2 separate regions of the Homo sapiens genome follow, and region 2 is linked to region 1. Evidence: read pairs that join two places in POLR2A ChIA-PET (ENCODE). Cell type or tissue: PC-9. All regions are shown on one strand. Each heading gives the region's core, and the rest is flanking DNA. Links, peaks and the distances in the headings are about the cores only. Region 1 has its middle 3.3 kb from the start of TMPRSS7. Region 2 overlaps PHLDB2 (pleckstrin homology like domain family B member 2).

Region 1 (5,391 bases), core at 66-5,065:
ATTTTCCCCTCAACATTTTATTAAGAAAAATTTCAAACAAGCAGTTGAAATAATTTTATAGTGTAAATGCATATACCCACACCTAGATTCTACCATTAACATTTTGCTGTAGTTGCTTTATCATATAACTGCTCACTTACAGTAGATCATTTCTTTCTATATTTTGTGTTGTATCACTTGGTCAAGATTTATTTCAAGGCCTGAAGACATTCAGACTAATCAAAATGGTACTACAGTAATTTATTATAATACATAAATAATATAAAATTTTGAAAAATGCTGACACAATTCTTAAACAAGGATACCCTTTGATTTTCAAAAGTGAGGGCTATTTAACAAAATGCAAGATGACAATAAAACATCAAATAACTTTCACACACCTAAGGAGAACATAATTAGCAGCAATCTATTCAGACAAAACAAGCACAAATATTTTTACAATTTCCATGTTTGTTTTTAACTTTGCTTCAAAAATCCATGATAAATGAGGCTTCTTTCAAGTATAGGATTTCTAACATTTACAATTATGTTTTCTAAATATTTCTATAAAGAAGCCACAAACTATATTGTTTGCCATAAATACGTACAGCAAAAAGTAAAACACAATCCAACTGAGTTTATATATGATTTTCTCTTCTCCAACAACTTTATATGCTTTTCTAAATAATTTAAAATATTTTAATTAAAATCAGTTCTAATTCACCTATGCAGATTAGGGGAAACTGATGCATAATGAGTTATCTTTAAAAATAGCTTTTGCATAGTTCTACTCCAACCCCGACCCCCATTTACCACCAGATCTGTTGCTAGAGTGAACAATGATGCAAGATGCTGTTTGAGGAGCCCAACACAACCTGTAATCTTAATTTCCTAAGTATCCAAAGATTTCAACTTTCTTCTGGTATAAAGAAAAAGACTCAAATGGCCAAAAATCATACAGTTAGTAGGAGGAAAAATCCATATTATGAAAATTATTTAAGTAAAATTTTGGGCATTTCCCTGAAGCTACAAGCACTCTTTAGACAAGCATCAAATTACATTGTGCATATGCAACTACAGCAATTTAGATTTGCTCCAGAACATATACTTGCATTAAAAATAAATAACTTCCTAATTATTTTATAGTTTAACTGGCTCAATAGTTTTGTGCCCTTTAAAAAACTGGTACATATAAATGAACGGCTAAATGTTCATTTAAATCTTAAGGAAAACTAAAGATGAAGTTTGCTGTTTTGTTTTTTCTATAAAATGCAATACATACATATGCTTACTTACTGTTCTATAGTGAAAGAATGGAATGGTATGGACAGATGCAATCTCTTTTAAGTATACAGTTGTAGGATATTCTAAATGGAATAAACTGACATTGACAATCATTTAAAGGAAGAAAGAACCAAAGTAAAAAAAAATTGTGGCAGGACAGAGATATCTACTGTTAAAAAGATAAAAGATAAAAAGGGTTATCCAACACAAAATGTTAAAAGATAGAAAGGGTTATCCAACACAAAAATGAGACCTACAGATTCAAAAAACACTTATTCTGCTGTCTTAAAATATAAACACAAAAACCATGATAGGCAGAGGGTGTCTAGTCCACAAATTGAGGCAGTGCCATACAAAAATGAAGATGATACAATGCTGTGACCTCATAAAGGAAATGACTAAAATAATATTTCCCAAATGTCCTCATGTTTATGATAATATATTAATGTACAAAATATCAAAAAAGTACAAAATCTAGATTTTTTCCTTTTAGGATTATAATAAACTATCAACCTTCTGTTTAGTGCATTTACTTTTATAAGGCCCCTCTGTTTAGCAGTAAATCTATATGAGTATATATATGCTGGTATTTTACCATGAGAATTATACTTCTCACATCAAACTAGTGATTTGCCTTTTTACCCATACTTACATACATTTTATTTCCATAAGACCAATACCTTTCTAGTGATGCATTTGAATCAACATATTACATAAAAATAATATTGATTTTTAAATGAATCTCTTTTGTACTACGTCCTGATGGGTTTAACAGTTGAAACATAAAATGGTAACTGCAGTGCACTGTTTAAACTAATTAATAGCTGTAGGGAAATGTTTGGTTTTTAAAATACAACCAAGATGAGACTGCAGAGTTATGAGCAGTTATGTTTTCACTAGAAAAGAGTGAATGAATAAATAAGATGATTTTTTTCATCAGTGGCCATTCATCATTTTGCTTTTAGGAACCTGGAAGAAATTGTCTTCTTTGAGTTTCAAATGTTCTGGTAAATCACATCATTTCTTAGCTTCCTCAATATCACCGTGAATTGCTGAAACAAGTGACTCTAAAGAATCCGAGAAGTTTTTTTCTGATTAGTAATTTCCTTTATGAGGTAGTCAACGATAGTCACATTGAGGATTTTCCCACAGAAGTCCTAGTTCACTGCAGCCTCAAACTCCTGTGCCCATGAGATCCTACTACCTCAGCCTCCCAAAGAGTAGCTAGGACTAATGGCGAACCACCACACCTGGCTTTTTTTTTTTTTTGTACGAACAGGATCTTGCTAGGTTGCCCATGCTGGTCTCAAACTCCTGGCTTCAAGTGATCCTCCTCCCTTGGCCTTTCAAAGTGCTGGGATGACAGGTATGAGCCACTGTGCCCAGCCAGAAGTCCTCTTTAAAGGCATGCATGGTAGGAGTTTTTGTGGATTTTTTGGGTATTTTTGCAGTATGGATTCCACCCTATGTTCACCACCATCTTATGGACATTTCCACTTCCAAACTGGCCCAACCATGATAAATGATGTGGATACACCAGTTGGAAGGTTATCTACCACTTATTCTGGATAGTTAGCTGTGGGGAGGCCCAGCTACTTGGAGCAGTGGCCCAGGCTCTGCACCACTTGGCTCCAGCAGAAGTATGGCCTGTGCCTCTGATACCATGCACTCAGGGCATGGGCGGTGGTGCAGCCTCCATGCATCTGGAAGAGCCACAGTCGAGGTAGTACCTGGACCCCGTGGACTAATCTGGGAATGTGGGTATGAGCTCTGCTGGCCGATGGAATCACCAGTTACCAGGCGGTGCCAACGACACCCTGTGGTAGGTCCTTCACACTGTTGACCCTACAGAAGCTGCCCAGCTACTCAGGGGCTGCTTCTCCTTGGAGTGGATCATTTCTCAACAATCTCTTCTCCTATACAGTAAAATTGTTTTCAGGAGGAATCATGAAATAAAACTAATAATAATATTGATGAGAAAAAAAGTGAAAAATTTTAGTCAACTTTGTATATATAATTATGCTAGCAAAAATAAAATTAACAAAATACATACTGCATACAGAATATTACATATAAAAATATTACACCTTGCAATTCATACCCTGTAACTGTATTAAATTTTAAATATAAATTAACTCATTGGTCACATAGAAGGACAAATGAAATAACTGAAATTCTGTTTCTTGGTCTTTACAATCATTGTGCTATTATTGCTTGTTTTGAACCTTCCCTTTAAATGCAGCAATATGTAATCCCACAGGGATTGCTGGAGGCAAGGACTCTGCCCTAAGTATGTGCAAATGATTCCAGACCATTAGAAGCTTACTCTTGAAATGAACATGTGTCACAGTCATCTTGTATTCTGTGGAGTCCTAATTAGGGAAAAGGAGTCGGGCTGGTGGAAGCAGGGGAAAGCAAAAAGAAGAAAGCAAATGAGCTGTAAGTCTGCCTTTCTTCATGGTCCAAGACATGTAGCCCTCCTGCACAAGTAACTCAAATAACTCACAATCTTCCTGCACCCGACTAATCACCAGACCCTTGACTGATAGAAAAATGCAAGTTAGCTCATTGTGACCTTGGCATTATCAGCACTCCACGTGGCCCTCTTGAGCACAAGCACCATCCTGTAAAATCCCGAGCCAGCCTTTGTCTCCTCGCAGCCAGCTCCTCTCTTGCTGATCTGCCTGTTGCTCTCTTGCAATGTATTTTCTTACTTTCTCTAATAAATCTACCTTTCTTTACCTACAACTGTCTTGGGAAATTCCTTTACCACCTGCACCACTGGCCCCAGATAGTTGTTACCCACAACATGTTTGAGACCAACTTTACAGTTGGGAGATTTCCAAATTAATTTCTGCATGACATTCATCACTTACTAAAAAATGAATAATAGGAATTGCTCATTATACACTTAAATAAGTATTATTCAAACAGTTGTAGTGGCAGTGATTGTTTAGAACTCATGGCAATTTTTTTTTTTTTTTTTTTTTTAGAGAGGAGTATTTTGTCACTGACATTATTTAGAATTGCTGGCATGATGATAGTGAAAAAGCAGCCTTTGGTTGGTTTTATGATTGCTTTTAAATTTGGTACATTTAACACAGCCTCCTGATATTTTGCTGCCACTTTTCACACTTGGTGGTGTGAAAGGGAAAAAAGGATGGGGGGACACTAGTTAAAGGCTGTAAAGACAGATTTTCTTCAGCACTGTTGCAACGGGAGAAAGTGAATTCGATATAGAGCTGAACTCAGTTCCAAATACAGCAAAGAAAGCTGGGGATTAGTAGTCAATGAAGAGAGTGAGGGGGTCCATGGTTGGAAAATTACTAAGGGGAAACACCAAGGGGCATCCTTGCTAAACTGACCAATCAGGATTCTTGTTACAGGCAGCCAAGGACTTACATATCAAGGGTAGGGGATAAAGAACTTGATCAGATATCAAGGGTATTTCAAGGCCACTCTTGAATCAAAAAAAAAAAAAAAAAAAAAAAGAAAGAAAGAAAGAAAGAAAAGAAAAAGAAAGCAAAATCAAGGGTGATCAGATATCAAGGCGGGGGGATTCCTGCTAAACTGACCAGATGGGCCAAAGACAAGGCCCAAGGACAAGGTCTAGTTGAAAAGAGAGCTCAGAGTAACCTGACAACACTTTGGTCAAGAAGAGAGTCTTTGTCAATGGCCACCGATAAGTATACAAATTTTACTTATATTGGTGAAATATGAGTTAGTTCTAGAAATAGGTAGAGAAATAATACTGGAAAGATGAGCCATTAAAAGTAATATTATAAAGTCTAAACCATTATTAATAATTTCATCAATGTGAATAATAAATAACAAAACCCAAGAGGCGAATTTGTACATGACTTAATTCTTTTTTTTTTTTTTTTTTTTTTTTTGTTATTCTGTCTCATCTTCCCCAAGTTAGATCAAATTTCAGGTATGAAGCAACTCAACTAATCTTTCCCCACTTTCAGCAGGCAGTTTCTCACTTGCCATATGCACAGCCCGTGAATGATGCTGAAGTTTGTGTCTGGATCAGCAGAACAGTGTTTCTCCTTTAAAGCGTGACAGATCAGCTTTCTGTTGACACCCAGTGCCCACAGGGTGATGAGGTTCCAGCAATCCCTGCCT
Region 2 (5,391 bases), core at 317-5,316, 98 kb before region 1:
AAATTACTTTTTAGCTTTCCATTTGGAGGTAGAGTTGCTGCAAACTCTGGTGATGCAGTACCTAGAAATAGAACTCTTGGGATAAAATTATTTTGCTGTGTAAATAGGGCAATCTTTGATGCACACACATAGGAGAGAACACCTTTTCTTAGCCAGAGGACAACAGATATTCTGTATGGCTGGTTTTATTAAGGAAAAAAAAAATTCTGAAACTAAAGACTAAATCTAACGGTGCTAGTATATTCAGTTTAACTATGGATTAGCACACGTGGGCATCCTTTGTTCTGTTAATAATGCCATTGCTTTCTCCAACTCTTGCACAATTGGTGTGTACAGTGAGCAAACTTACCATTGAAGATCGAAGAAATTTTCGTTGTTGTCTGTTAAACTTTTAAGTTGTTACAGAACCATGTTAGATTGGTATGTGAAGTAGGGGTCTCAGGTTTATGATTTCTGAATTTAATTATTTTAAGAAAATTACATTTCTAAAGCCAAATATACATTTCTAAATTTAAGTGAAAAATGGAGACTCAAGTGAACTGGTATTGATATCATGTAGTTTTAGATTTGAACCATAACATCTTTTATACGGAATCTATGTGTTTATGTAGGAAATCATGGCCATTTTGATAAAATGTAGTAAGGATAATGTCATAGGACTATTTCAGAGGAAAATCCTTAAAAAGAGTCCTTCTGTGATGTGCTTAGAAGCTAGTTTTGTTCCTGCCAGTTTATATAAAAGGAATATAAGGAAGGGAAGGTGGTGGTCATTTCACTTACCGAAGGTCAAATTGTCAAAGTGCTTCATAAAGTGCTTTTGTTTAGGCTGATGGTGTTACACAAGAAGACACATCTAAAATTTGTTTCAATTGTTCAGAGCATCATAAAAAGAACACAAGTTGGGAAGACTGGCACCAAAAAACTGAAGTTTTGTTTCTTAATTTAAGAGGTAGCATTGTAAAGCCGTGTAATCACTGTATTAGAGTATTTGCCTATTAAATCCTAGAGAATGTCCAGGGTCTCATTGGCACGTGTGACTTGGAAGGGATTTAGTATTCTCTTCCTTCTCCTTTCTTCTCTGACTCTTTTCTTTTTTTCACAGTCCGTGTTTCAGTTTATTTTTATGTCAGTCGTTGTGGGAAAGTCTGTATTTCCGCAGTCCCCGTCACATTTTTGGTGTGTCTGAGCTGCCTATGCCTTCCCTTCACTGCTTTGTCTGTCTTGCATTTTTACTAGCTCTCTCTCAGTCCTTGAATAATCTCTCTGGATTAAGATTTTCTAACTCTGTAAGTTCTGAAGTTTTCCAGATAGCTAGAACTGTTTCAGATGACGGGGATGTCAATTAATACACCTAGAATTCCTCTAACCTGAGAACAAAACCAGTTAATTCCAAAACTTGCCATACAAAGGCCTTGAGCGAGTTAGGCTATGACAGTCCTTGAGGTAAATGCCCCCTTTCCTTTGTCTGTTTCTCTGACAGGTGACTCTTAGCAAGGCTTGCTTATGAATTTGGTTGGCATTTCTTTGATTGTTGGCCAATGACCAACACTCAACATGACCATTGCTTCCCCTGCTTTTGTAACATGGTGGCAGGAAGAAGGGAGGGAAGGAAAGTGGGAGTCACTGCCATGAAGTGGACTGTGCTTTGAGAATGCAGAAACCCAGTCCCTTTGTCTTAACTTCCACTTATATCCCTTTATCCTAGCCACTAACAAGATACGTTTCTACATTCATAGATTGTCCAGAGTTTGTGTATGTTTGTTTATGTTATCCTTGAGAAATGTTCACTAGCACCTGCTTGGGGGTGTGAAGGTAATTTCTATTCTATTTTCTGGTTTCTGAACTTCAGGAGAAGGTAAAGCTTGATGCTGAAAGGGAAAAACTAGAGAGGCTTCAGGAGCTTTACTCCGAGCAGAAGACCCAGCTGGACAATTGTCCTGAGTCCATGAGGGAACAGTTACAACAACAACTGAAGAGGGTCAGTAGCAAACAGGAATGCACCAGTTATTTTGCTTTTCGTTTTTGTTTTTCACTTAAGTGCCACTTACCTGTGACTTACGACTTCATATAGCATAAGTTTGCATAAGTTCTAGTCATTAGATACGTTTAAATGGAAATATGCATGCTAACAGTATATATTATTCCATGCTAATCAGTTTTTAAAATTCCTTGTTAGAATCCTTCACATAATTTCTAATGCAAAACCATTTCTGGAGTCATTTTTTTTTGTGACAAAAGAAGCTATTTCTGATTTGTAACCAACATCAACATTATAGCATTTGTATTAACTGATCTCTTCCCCTGCATTCTCTGCTGCATCATGAATCCTATTTACCCTTGAATGTTTTGTTCTTTAGCTTGATTTTAGACTCTTGTCCCCAGATTATCCTATTTTCTGATTTGCTCCCCACCAGCAGCTATTCTTTTGTGTTTCCTTTTCTTTCTGCTGGTTAGTGACATTGAACTAATTAGCCCAATCCCAACAATTAAACACCAAGACCCAAGATGCAGGGCATTACAAATGCCCTCAACATCTCATGTGAGCTTCATAATTTCTAAGAACTTAATGCAGCATAGACTTTCTAGTTAAGCTTTATCAAGTTATTCTTTGATCCTTAAGGTTGGCAGCGTTTAACACAACCACACTGGTTATCTTCTGAAAGCAAGACTTCCTAGGTGGATAGTTTCACAAACACTGGCACAGCCACTTAATATTTCATAGCCTCTTGGCAACTGGGTCATTTCCTTTGAACAGCAGCCCCAGTAAACTGCTTCCTTCTGGGGAAGCAGTCGTTAACAGTCTTGGATATCTGAAAGAGTCACGTAATAGTAATTTGTCTTGAGTGATTAACAATTTATGATTCTACCTGAGTATAACAAGCTAGTTTCATCCATGTTATTATGTTTGTACCTTCTTGGGAATGGGGAGGTTGAAAAATTTATTGAGATAGCACATCCTTAAACGTTCTTAAGATGACCTTTAATACAAAAATATTTGCTACCTCTGAGAACGTCACTAGGTGAAAAAATAACAGTTAAAGCTTTTCAATGTATTGCAGAAGTTGAGAGCATCTTAATAATGAGAATCCAATGCAGCTGTTTAAACTGCAGCATAATAGTTTTAGTATTTATTTCTTACAATGTTGGAGCAAAGAAAGTTTTAACCATATGTCTTCCCTTTACTCTTTTTATTGTATGCAGCTGAATTTGTTGTAAGAAGATAAAACTTCCTGCCTCTCAGTCACAATTCTCTGAAAATTTTATGATAAAAATGATTGGAAGAAAACTAGTATTTGTAAAGTAATTTCAGTTTGTAATTTGCTTGTGTTTATGCTAGTTAACAAAAGAGATGGGAAAACTGATTTTTTTTACATTTGCTTACATTTTAACTCTCCTTATCACTAAAGATTTTACACAGTCATTGGAATTCCTTATTTACAGTCAGCAGCATAGTTGTATATTTTGTCCTTCCCTTCCTCTGGTTATCCATTTATTGTGTTCTTTATAAACATTGCTTTACATAAAAATTTATAGACTCTATTCACAACTTGGATTATGATTAACATAAATACTGTTTAGCTTAATCTAGATTCTGTAGGATAACTCATAATATCAGTTATATGTTCCAAAGATTCTGACTACAAAAGAGGAAAGGAAATGATGCAGACAGTCTTTTCCATTAATTGAAGGCAGAGACTTCTTCCCTTTCCTCTCCAGAGTGTAAAATTCTTATAAAACCTCTTTCCTTAGGAGAGATAACTGGCTTGTGATGGCTGCAGTTCACCTTATATTAAGAGGTCTACTAATTCTGTTTTTCAAGGATGACGACCAGTATAACTCTTCACCAATGCCTTGGCTTAATCAGTAAAAAGTTCACTTACTTCATGAGAAGTAAGTCCTAAAGTTCACTTTAGGACCTTTCTGTGTTATCACAGCTTATCTCCCTTTAGACTTCAAACACTTCAAAATATGACTTCACTACAAAGCTTTCCCTTGGGCATTTAAACTAGATTTAATAAAGTTTGTTTTATTATAAATAGCTTCATTAGGTGGTAAGTCACACAAAGTAAAAAATAAAAGAATAAGAAGAAAGTTATTTTATTAAACTGCATATTGAATACTTCAGCTGAAATTGTAGAATGATTTTGTGCATGCAGCATAATGACTTGTGGCTGGTCTTCCTACCTTTAAACATGATGTTAGAGTCTGAATATTATTTTCATCTGATATTGGTTTTGTGGCCTGTGGTTGGTATGTTGTTAACATGGCCTTACCAATCTGGTAGTTGATATGGGCACAGCAATCCCTGGGTTACTAATAGTGTAGAAAAGAAAACTGATGTTAAATGAAAATGAGTCATTTAACTCATCTCATGTGGAAAAAGATAATAGAAATAATCTCATCCTACCTTCTCATTTCATATATGAGGATATTTAGGCCCATAGAGTTGGAATGGGTTGTCCAAGACTAATGGATAAAATGATTTTAGAGCCAGTGATAGAAAAAAGGTCTACTAATTGTAGATATCACTGGATAAATTTTTTTAATCAAGACCAAAATCAAACTTTTATTTGAGTAAATAATCAAAAGCACAAGAAAACTGTCCCAGCCAGGTAACTGTCTTCTTGTGCTTTTGATATTTACTCAAATGAATGGTTGATTTTGGTATCTTGATTTTTTTTTTTTTTTTTTTTTTTTGAGACAGAGTCTTGCTCTGTCACCCAGGCTGGAGGGTAGTAGTGCGATCTCGGCTCACTGCAAGCTCCACCTCCCAGGTTCACGCCATTCTCCTGCTTCAGCCTCCTGAGCAGCTGGGACTACAGGCACCTGCCACCATGCCTGGCTCATTTTTCATATTTTTAGTAGAGTCGGGGAGTATCTTGATGTTTTAAAAAAATTTTATTCAGTGATCTACAATTAAAAGACCTTTTTACTGTCACTGGCTATAAAATTAGTTTATCCATTAGTCTTGGACAAGTCATTCAACTTCTATGGGCTGCAATATCCTCATATATGAAATAAGGAGTGTATTAGTCAGGGTTCTCTAGAGGGACAGAACTAATATGATATATGTGTATATAAGATAGATAGATAGATAGATAGATAGATAGATAGATAGATAGAAGGGGAGTTCATTAAGTATTAACTCCCAAAATCACAAGGTCCCACAACAGGCTGTCTGGAAGCTGAGGAGCAAGGAGAGCCAGTCCAAGTCTCAAAACTGAAGTACTTGGAGTCCAGTGTTCAAGGGCAGGAAGCATCTAGCACAGGAGAAAGATGCAGGTTGGGAGGCTAGGCCAGTCTAGTCTTTTCACGTTGTTTCTTGTTTTGTTTTGTTTCTGCCTGCTTTATATTCTAGCCACTCTGGCAGCTGATTAGATGGTGCTCACC

The links. ChIA-PET counts read pairs that join two places held together with the same protein. Peaks named below come from ENCODE experiments on the same cell type or tissue, not always from the same donor. Only the 100,000 strongest peaks of a DNase experiment are listed, where the experiment ranks them.
Region 2: POLR2A ChIA-PET joins it to region 1 with 8 read pairs; 4 of 35 experiments call an interaction of 5 or more read pairs at or near these places.

What each region holds. Positions count from the first base shown.
Region 1 is chr3:112,028,732-112,034,122 of GRCh38, forward strand. It overlaps the pseudogene RFKP2 and the pseudogene LOC124906250. Among named protein-coding and RNA genes, the nearest start is that of TMPRSS7, 3.3 kb to the right of the region's middle. In PC-9, for the core only: no CTCF peak of the experiment used is centred there; no DNase peak of the experiment used is centred there.
Region 2 is chr3:111,930,420-111,935,810 of GRCh38, forward strand. PHLDB2 (pleckstrin homology like domain family B member 2) reads left to right here. Exons shown (of 18, transcript NM_001134438.2): 6 at 1,850-1,978. Among named protein-coding and RNA genes, the nearest start is that of ABHD10, 46 kb to the right of the region's middle. In PC-9, for the core only: no CTCF peak of the experiment used is centred there; no DNase peak of the experiment used is centred there; H3K27ac peaks cover 2,009 bases.